Linked DNA regions of Homo sapiens: region 2 is linked to region 1. A link is an interaction called in ENCODE POLR2A ChIA-PET data of the cell type or tissue named here. Cell type or tissue: MCF 10A. All regions are shown on one strand. Each heading gives the region's core, and the rest is flanking DNA. Links, peaks and the distances in the headings are about the cores only. Region 1 overlaps CLDN1 (claudin 1). Region 2 has its middle 91 kb from the start of CLDN1.

Region 1 (5,390 bases), core at 391-5,390:
ACACGTTTGGTTTCTATCACATTAAATTATAAAGATGCAATTATTAAAAGGGCAGATTCAGGGTCAGAATCCAGGGCTGGTCTGTGACCCTAACACACCAGATTTCTTTGATGATACTCTCACAGTGAAAAAAAGAATGAAAAATTTGAGAGAGAATAAAAGATGGATCCGGTAATGAGAAAAATAAATTTGGTTTCTGCCATTATTAACCAGCTAGCCTAGTGATATGTAACAATCAATCCAAATATCCAAAGACTGGGGCATATTTTCAACTTGACTCAATCCTGTGAAACTGAAGTTTCATTACTCTCTTTTCTTGAAATCCTTTTCTCCATTCTAGTTCTTCATATGCCCGTTTTTCTACTGCTTACTGGACATCTCTACTTGGATGCGCAATAGGCATGTTAAGACGACTATGTCCAGGTTGGGTGCGGTGACTCATGCCTGTAATCCCAGCACTTTGGGAGACTGAGGTGGATGAATTACCTGAGGTCAGGAGTTCGAGACCAGCCTGGCCAACATGGTGAATCCCAGTCTCTGCCAAAAATACAAAAATTAGCCGGGTGTGGTGGCTTGTGCCTGTAGTCCCAGCTACTCCAGAGGCTGAGGTGGGAGAATCTCTTGAACCCGGGAGGTGGAGGTTGCAGTGAGCCAAGATCGCACACTGCATTCCAGCCTGGGCGACAGAATGAGACTCTGTCTCAAAAAAAAAGAAGAAGAAGAAGAAGGGGAAGGAGAAATTATCATCATGTCCAAAATGAAATTTCTGACTTTTTTTCAAACCTGCTCTCTCTCAGTCTTTCCACTTTTGGTTTATGTCTGCTCCATCCTATGAATTTCTTAGGCAAAAAGCTTTGGAATCATTTTTGACAAGTCTTTTGCTTTCATACCTCACATCTAGTCAATCAGCAAAAGCAGTTGACTCTACTTTAAAGTAAATAATATCCAGATTCTAACCACTTCCTCCTATGACAGACTGCAATCATCAAGCCGTCTCTTGCCTGGATTATTGTAATAACCTTCTATATGAACTCATTGCTTCCCTCCTTATCTACTTACGGTCTATTTTTCAACACAACAGGAAGAATACTCTTACTACGTCTCAATTTAGATCTATGTTTCCTTTGATCAAGACTTATTATCTTTTGCTTTCATTCAAAGTAAAAGAGGAAGTCTTTAGAATGGTCTGTCATATCCTATATATTTTAAATCTCTTTCCCTTTATGCCTTCATTTTAAAATACTATCTTCCTAGCTTACTTCATTGCAGCTGCGTTGGCCCCTTTGCTCTTTTCTGAACATGTTGTACGTGATTCTACCTTGGGGAACTTGCATATGTTATTTCCGGAATACTTTCCTACCAGGTACCACTTGATTTGTTTCATCTCTTTTAAATTATTTCTTAAACTTCACCTTCTCATTGAAGACTTCCATTGCCACATTATTATAAACTGTTACCTTCCTCCAACCTTCTCAATAGTTCTTGGCTATTTAGTTTAGGATTATCACTGTTTAATAAGCTATATAATTAGTATATCCATTTTATTATCTGCATTCCTTACCTAGAATGTAACTTCCTGGAAGAAAGGAATTTTTGTCTATTTTATTCATGGCTGCTGGGTTGCACAACTCCAGGGGCACCATTTCCATTATTGCAGAAAATATACTGCGAATGTTAGATTCTTAAAAATATTATGTGAGGCCAGTGTGGTGGCTCACGCCCATAATCCTGCAGTTTGGGAGGCTGAGGTGGGTGGAACACTTGAGCTCAAGAGTTTGAGACCAGCCTAGGCAATATGGAGAAACCTCATCTCTAGAAAAAAATACAAAAATTAGCTGGGCGTGGTGGCATGTGTGGGTAATCACAGCTACTTGAGAGGCTTAGGCAGGAGAATTGCTTGAGTCTGGGAGGTGGAGGTTGCAGTGAAATGAGATCATGTCACTGGAATCCAGCCTGAGCAACAGGAGTGAAACCCTGTCTCAAAAAAAAATATATATATATATATATATGAATCAAACAATCAATCTATGTTTAGAAAGTATGTCTGGTAAGAGTATATTACCATATACTGAAATGGAAAATAAAGCACAAGTCAAAATTATTTTTACATGATGCTCTGTAAAAAAATAAAAAATAAGAATAAACCCCAAAGCCTATCTCTGGGAAAGGAAAAAGGGCTAGAGAAATCACATCAAATTATTTGAAAGTTCTACCTTTGGGTAATATGACTATTATAATATTTAAAATATTTATTTCCACTTTTCTGTATTTTTCTACTTTCTTCATTAATAAGTTTTAATTTTATTATCAAATAAATACATATTGTGGTAAAAAATTATCACAAAAAATAATTTTAAAACCACTGCCCTTGCTGCATTGAAGCTTATATATCTTTGCTGTATTTCACTCTCATCTTCCAGCAAGTATTCTCTGCTATTCCTCACCCTTGATCTAGATGTCTGCTTGACCCAGATCACCTATAGGCTGTTGGATTTTTTAAATAGAGTCAAGCAGCAGCAATAGACACTTAGAAAAAGCACAGCATTAATAGAAACAGGAAACTTAATTGACAAAAATGATTTCCAAAAAGAAGTAAAAGCCTCTTCAGCATAGCAATGTGTTCTATCCCAGGTCAGCTCAGTTAAGAGATCTGAGCACAGTTTTCAAACTTTATCTTTCCTAAATTGGTGTGTGGGGGGGTTTGGGTGTGTGTTCACTTTTTTTTCTATTTTGGAAAAGGGGAACAAAGCAATAAATTACAAAAATAATGAAATAAGTGAACTAAAATCACAGAAATGCTATTCAATTAAAAATAAATGAAGCAAGCTTAAGGTTTAGCTAAGGACTCTCCTGAAAATTGCACATTAAAGAGAATAACTCAGACTCCACTTTATAAATAACAACTTACCCTCCTGAACTCACATGGTTTGATAAAAAGAAACCTGTTCTTTTAAACAGTATTTACTTTGTATTATTGACTATTCTTTGGAGGTAAATTAAAAATAATAGAGAAAGGCAAGAAAGAAGATCATTTGCCAAAGAAACATGACAAAAGCATCTGAAGGACCACCTGCTTTTAACTCCTCCTTTTCCCCACAAAACACAAAAAAAAGCCCCAATCCTGAACCAGAAAATAAAGCAACAACATTAGGGAAAGGGTGAACTGACAGCAAATCTATTAAGTGCCTGGATGGGTGTTACTCAGAAAATGTTTGGGACAAGGTTGGTCCTGAGAGATGACATAGGCCTGTGGTTTGCAATCCACACAGTATGTTGAAATCCTCTGGGAAGCTCCTGCTAGGACTCTCCTCTCAGAGGTTCTGATTCCTTTGATTTGGGTGAGGCCTTAGAATTGGGAAGTTTCAAAAGCTCCCAGGTGATTCTAACATGCTGTTATGGCTAAGAGCCACTGCATGGGTCTAAGGCCTTCATTTTATGAATGAAGAAACTGGGTGGAGATCTCCGTGGCTCACCTGGCTCATCAGTGGCAGAACGAGTGCTATGTTTCAAGTTTACTTCTCTTTCCACCTAACATCCTTTGTACTGCTTCAGCCCAGGACAAGGTCTTACTCATCTCATAGCTACTTTACCCTGCCTGCATTTAATGAGGCTGGCCCTGTGATAGGTGTCCCGTAAATATTAATTAAATAAATTCATATCTAGTTTTCAATTGCTGATAATGACCATATTGGAAAACTTATCAATAGAAGTGGAGTGTGCCAACTGCCAAGGGATTTCCAGAGTTTCCAGAGGTTCAGCATTGAGAAACTCTCTGATTGCCTATTTTTAGGACTCAACAAGCCATCCCCACATAACCCTAGAAGCTGCAATGACTTCTATCAAAGTTGCATGATACCAGCTAAATGAAGAGATTTTAGGGCAGGCTGGGGGTAAATGGGGTTTTTGGGAAATGAGGAAAGAAGGAAATTCAGAGACATTACACGTGAGCCACATGTAAAATGAAGGAAATATACACAACCAGATCATACTAGGAATAATGACAGGCTGAAAAAGGTGGGAATATGGGGACAAAGTGAAGTTTTCTCTTGATCTGGGCAAATATAGAAAGTGTTAAACAAGAGGAGGAAAGGTTTGAAGAACAATGGCATTCAGATAAGGATGAGCTCACACAGAGGTGATATCTACTTGGTATGATTCACAATCCAAGTTTTCCTTTAGTTATTTTCAGGAGCACCAAGATACTTTATTGCCTTTCAAACTTCTGCTGGCCTTGGCCTTACCTTCAGATATTTAAATTCTGTAGAAACAGAGTGAGAATTCTGATGCATCTGCTTAATTTAAGGAGAATTCAAGTCAAATTGACTGGCAATGATCTTTGCACCTCACCCATCATGCTAATGTCTGAGACTCCACATTAGAGCTGCAAGCCTTTACTTATAAGCCTGGTCTCAATATGAACATTGTCCAGGAACAGGCCACACTTAAGGTTGTGTCAGTTATTGATACTTTAAGATAATGAGTGAATGAGTTCCATCACATCCTTATGGAGTAGTTTTGATCATCATCATTACAGAAACAATAATGGGTTTCCAGCAGCTGTCTTTCACTCTTCCACCTTTGTGAGGAACAAAGCCACTTAAGTTTGCACAGTGCTTTATAGTTCACAAAATATCTTCATATCTTATCATTTATTATTGTATGTCCCCTTTTTATAGATGAGAAAAAGTATTAAGTAACATCTCCTGGCATCCTCTTCTATTACCACCCTTGATGAGGAACTCAATTTGAGAGAAATAGGGCATTCTAGTGGGTGGAGCCACTCAAATTTGATAGATGGGCCAGAGGCATCATAGTTCTTTCCCAGGATCATGGTGAGTCAGATCCTGTCCCAAGCCACCTCCTCTACCAAGAATGGCAATCTTGCAATAAATGATTAGAAAACAAGCCAATAATCCTTTTTTTAAATTAAAAAACAATTTATTGAAAAAGAGTAATGCTTTATACAAATTCCTATTATAAAACCCCAAAATGTCTATTGGTCTGTTTCCAGGTGTGGTAGAAGAATATAAAAAGATCAAAATTGGATAAATTCTATTGTAACAATTTCGTTGGTCATTTTGGGCCATAAAATTTTTTTGTAATGTTTGGTAACTGATATCCACATGGAATTACACTCACACATCATGAAGATCTATGTATGTGGCAAAAGCCATTTAAATTTTAACTTCCAAAAGCATATATTCTCAGGTTTGGAAGGCACACTAAAATTTATTAGGTCCAATTCCTCATAAGACACAGTGGCTGACTTTCCTTGTGTAGTTTATTATGAAGTACCATTTCCAAACTAACTATCCTAGCAGCGTCAGCTGCCAGCTAACAGCAAGAGCTCTGAGGGCATCACTGAACAGATAGCACCTTATGAGTTATTA
Region 2 (5,390 bases), core at 330-5,329, 72 kb before region 1:
TAAAAAAATTAGTTCATGTAAGTAAAATATTTTTGAAAGAAAAAAGGTGAGGCTTTGACAGAGAGACAATGCTGTTTAATGATAAGAGGAGAGCAAAGTATCACAGGGACTCAGATAAATCCTGGTCCTCTCCAATCCACAGAAAGACTTTAAACAATGTACTTAGATTCTTGGGGTCTTGGTTTCTATAACACTGGGACAAGAATAAACTTCTTGTCAGATGTAGATCAATATTACCAATATGTATATCAATATTACCAATATGTATATCAATATTACCAATACAATCAAAATTACCAATACAGCTGCTGACACTCCATAGTTATTCAACATGTGACAGCTATTGTTATGTGTGTGATGGTGGCTCATTTATAGTAAGAGAGAGGAGAGAAAAGCTATGGAATGGTCTCAAGACCAAGAATGGGAAGCATCTGATGTGGTACCCACAGAAAGTGGGTAAGTAGGAAGGGATGGGTGAGTTTGGGTTTTTAGAATCACTTCCAGAGGAGGTGGTAGGCATGTATGTTCTCCTTATATTGGGATTCTCAGTCTGAGAAATGAATCATTTTTATTCTTTCGGGGTATTAACTTAAGATTTCTGAGGAATATTGAGAATTTAAAAGGAAAATTCTTAGGCCAAAACCTAAATCCTAGTATCTGACTTTCATGCACCTAGTGTTGACAGCTTGTAGTGAACATTTTCAGCATCTGGATTATATCTTATTGCAGCATATTCTAGAACTTTTATCTTTTCCACATTGAGAAAATCAGTTTTTAATAGTATTGTTTCATGTGTCTATATTTCTTTGTATAGCAGAACATAGAAATGCAAATTGCTTTTGAGGGGAGAAAATACATTTATGACTGATGCTACAAGCAGACTCCTCTCATTTAATGTACATTATTTTTAAAATAAATACAAATACCTTCTTTACACAGATACAGCTCTTATGAGTTTGCAAAATAATTTCACGCATATTTCATTCACTTTTCATAACAGTACTGTGATGTAGGTACTACTATTCTCATTTTCTAGATGAGGCAACAAAAGCTCAGAGTTTAAGTGGTTTGGGTAACATGGCTAACAAGTAGTTGATCCAGATCATCTGACTCCAAATGAAATGTACTTTTTACTCTGCATCTTTTTTTTTCTCATTTCAATCATTCAATGTAAAATGAAACTGAAACATGTTTGCTCCTGTCCACAAGGAATTCCCAATTTCATAGGTCATGAAACACACACACACACACAGTCGAGTGAAACATGAACAGGGAACTAGATTGAGATCACTATGAGTGGAAGTGGTCAGGGACATATTGTAGAGTACGGAAGAAGAAAGGTAAGAATATTTTTAGAGAGTAGAAAATCAGCCACCCATTTTGGATGATTGTAATAATCAAGTTGCGCTCCACCTCCAGGCTCTAACTCTCATCTGTAAACATGCCAAAGGGAATAGGACATTGAATTCTTGGCTGGAAATGAAACAAACAAATGAATCATCTAAAAATTCAAGGTTAGAGTAGGTTTTCATCTGATGAGAATGAGAGATATCTACATTAATGGGCTCCCTGCTGATGCAGTATCCCACAGTAACTGAATCTGGGATATCTGCCACCTTTTACCTTCTTCTACTGGCAGCCTCACTCATAACCAGAGTTTGAGAAACCAAACCATAACTTTTTCTGAGCCACTATGGAAATCATGGTGAAGGAGGAGACAAAGAAAAGGGCAGTGGATTAGAATTCAGAACTGGATTTTGTCTTTGTGTTGTGGCAACTGGATGAGTATAACTTTGAGCAACTCACTTCATCTCCCCACATTCCAGTTTCATCACCTGTGAAATGGGGCTAATGACACCTGCCTAGCCTACCTTTTTCTTAAAGAATGAATGAAGAGCCATATGTGAAAATGCCCTGAAAATCATAAAATATATAAAACATTACACAGATGTACAAATATACCTGATACATTTTTCATGATATATGATTTCCAAGGGATTCTTCTTATAAAACCCCTTCCATTCTCGCTTGCAATTCAGCAAGCACTCCTTTAAAAATATCTTTGCCTCAGCATAATTCCCAAATTTCTGATATACACAGAGATAATTGTGAAAGTATTGTATGCAAAAACTGTTGAAAAAGAGTCACTTTCTTCAAAGCCTACTCTTCTACGAAATTGTTGGTTGTTGTTTTTAGTAGGGCTCACTATGCTAGGTGAGCATGAGCATTCTTACCAGATATATGGTTTAATGTGGAGGGTTAGGGTAGAAGTCAGTGAAGGAGGGGGAAAATTAAAACATAAAGGCTAAAGAATATTGTTTCCTGAAAACCTGTTAAAATAAGCAAATAATAACCAATTCTGTGTGACATTTTACTCTCTACCACCATGCTATTCAAAACGTGCTTTGTGCATGGGCCACCATTGGGAGCTTGTTAGAAGTTCACATTACCGGGCCCTACTCCAGACCAACCAAATTACAATCTGTATTTTAACATGATCTTCATGTAATTTGTATGCCTAGCCTGTTCAAGTTTGAGATTCGCTGGCCTATGAGGTACATCCAGCTACATAACGCCACCTACTTCTTAAGACTATTTTATTAAAAACAATATTGTTAATACCTTGCCCTCCACATGGCCATGTGTGGTAGCTGAGGGATTTAAAAGTAGACTTTCTGCCGGGTGTGGTGGCTTACATCTATAATCCCAGCACCTTGGGAGGGCAAAGTGGGCAGATACATGAGGTCAGGAGTTCGAGACCAGCTCGGCCAATATGGTGAAACCCCATCTCTACTAAAAATACAAAAATTATTTGGGTGTGGTGGCACGTGTCTGTAATCTCAGCTACTCAGGAGGCTAAGGCACGAGAATCACTTGAACCTAGGAGGCAGAGGTTGCAGTGAGCTGAGTGAGATTGCACCACTGCACTCCAGCCTGGGTGACAGAGCAAGTCACTGTCTCAAAAAAAAAAAAAAAAAAAAAAAAGACACTTTCTGACTCTAAAGCCTATGTTTTTCCCACTACAGATGTCTTCTGTTCCATTCATCTCTCTTGGATATTACATTATGAGGACCTACCTTGAAACCAGATGTGACCTCCAGTAATCCCTTCTGACTTTAAGATCCACTAATTTATTTAAAATACCCTACTTATATAACCCTATCTCATGACTCAGTAAAAAATTACAGAAGCAGAGGAAGAAGTGCTTCCTTTTGTGGGACATTCAGACGCTTTGGGTTTGTGCCAAGATGTCAGGGGAAGTTCCCATTTCACATTCTTCTTCTTTTGCTTGGATAATTGAGGATCTCAAATGATGTCAGACTTTCTGAGGTCTTTCTGTGAATTCATTCTTGGCTGATCTCATCATCAGAATGCCACTATTATAAGGTACCGCCCCTGGAATTGCTCAAACTCAGCAGCTGACTAGACTTCTTCAGGATGCCTCAAGGCATCCACTTGAAGGGCCACTTGGAGCAAAGAGTCTATTTCTGTTCTTAGGTGAAGGCCTGATTCAGTTGCTTACTACAAGTGCTTGAAATTTGCTACTGGATGTCCTTCATCTTTCTCTTTCTTAACAGATTCCCAACTTATCACAGAAAATATGTTTGTGATAGCAGTAAACAGACAGTGGTTGACAAAACTGTATCATCAGTGATTTCTTACAGCAGAGAACTATGGGATTAACCACACCTCACTTAGTGTAAAATACACACTGTATATGGGCAGAAAAAAGAATCATACGAACCAAAAAATGAAACATCCAGGGGATAATAAAAATACTATGATTATATCCTGAAGCTTCCTGGCTTACCAGATGTGCCAACCTTAGTTTTATTTAGTGATGAGGTACATATCATGTCCCTTAAAATCCTCATGAGTTAGCTCAATTGGCTTTCCAGATGGAGACCAATGGTCCCAAAATATCTCACCTCCTTCCTCTCCATCCCTAGGATGTAGCACAGAAGACACCCACAAATTCAAGAGAGCTTTAAGGTAAAATACCTGTGGAAACCCTCAATGAGTAGATAGACTCAGAGTCACTCACAAAATGAGAACAAGTCCCCAGATGATTGTCTCTGTTTAGTGCATTACAGTGAGAAACGTGATTTTATTCCCCACTAAGTCTTTCTAGCCATCCCTGGAGCCCCAGCCACCTTATAAAATGCATTTAACTGTTGCACTGTCATTCTTCCTATCTACAGATGCCCACAGATCTTTGCTTATGGGATTCTTTCAGCCTGAATGTTCTTCACAAACTCTGCCTTTCTAAATCCCAGGAACATTTCAATGCAATTCTTCTCTGAAGCCTTCCTTGGTTACTAATATTAAATCTAACACCAAATTCACAGCTTATGTGTTTCCTAGAGCACTTGGATGTTCTGCCTGTTTTAGAGTTTTTTTGTCATTGTTAGTCTGTCTTGCTCGCCACATATCAATCTGTTTTACTAGATTGTTTTACTTGTTTGTATGATTTTACAAGCTCCTATAATACCAATCTATCACACATTCTAAAACAGATGGGTGCAATAATAAATCGCCATTTGACTGGGGAACGTTTCTCTTAAAGTTAAGAAAAAAATATCAGGCCTTGCTCCTCCAAAAATGTCAGGTGGATCACCTGAGGTCAGGAGTTCGAGACCACTCCTCCACTGTGGAGTAGACAACCCATGGTTATAACCCTCAAACCCTGTGGTCCTTTGAGGTTGCCACTGTATCCAGGGGGTGTAACCAAAGCAGTAGGATTTGCTCTCTGGCCTCCATGAAAAAGAGTTCTTTACTTCAAAAGTAGTTCCACCCTTCCTCATTTCACAAAACCTAATGCTTTGCTATAATACAACATGATATAGTAGTAGACTCCAAGAAGTTTTCTTTATCTTTTAGAAATTAATATGTGTGACACAAGTTATAAAAAATTAAAAGAATGGGTAGTTTTATAAATCTCATTTTATCTACAAGTCTATATTTTAAGTTTTTCTCTATGTTGCTATGCAGAAAAAAAGAATTCAAACAATTCTGACAAAAACTAGTAATTATTTCATAACTGAGGCTGTTACAAGAAAGATGGCTTGAAAGGGCAGGTGCTAAAAAACATAAAAAGATTCTGTAAAGGGTTCTGATGGGACAGAAATGGCAAATTTAAAAGAGAGGTAAAGAAAATTGGAGAGAGGAGCTTCTAATGACAAAATATTGTAGTGAGACTAAAGACAAGACTACTTTGAAGACTACAGAATCAAATATAATACTTCACAAAATAAAAGGGCTTTTGCAATAGTCATATTCAAAGGCTCTCTAAAGACCTAATTAAATTTGGGAGACGAAGGCAGGCCGATCACTTGAGGTCAGGAGTTTGAGACCAGCCTGTCCAACATGATGAAACCCTGTATATATTA

The links. Peaks named below come from ENCODE experiments on the same cell type or tissue, not always from the same donor. Only the 100,000 strongest peaks of a DNase experiment are listed, where the experiment ranks them.
Region 2: POLR2A ChIA-PET joins it to region 1 with 18 read pairs; 3 of 35 experiments call an interaction of 5 or more read pairs at or near these places.

What each region holds. Positions count from the first base shown.
Region 1 is chr3:190,300,791-190,306,180 of GRCh38, forward strand. It overlaps CLDN1 (claudin 1), which reads right to left. Exons shown (of 4, transcript NM_021101.5): 4 at 4,917-5,390. It also overlaps a transcript of CLDN16 not described here. Among named protein-coding and RNA genes, the nearest start is that of CLDN1, 19 kb to the right of the region's middle. In MCF 10A, for the core only: no CTCF peak of the experiment used is centred there; DNase peaks (open chromatin) are centred at 3,311 and 4,801.
Region 2 is chr3:190,228,784-190,234,173 of GRCh38, forward strand. No RefSeq gene overlaps it. Among named protein-coding and RNA genes, the nearest start is that of CLDN1, 91 kb to the right of the region's middle. RefSeq lists an enhancer at 2,688-3,887. In MCF 10A, for the core only: no CTCF peak of the experiment used is centred there; DNase peaks (open chromatin) are centred at 1,498 and 3,388.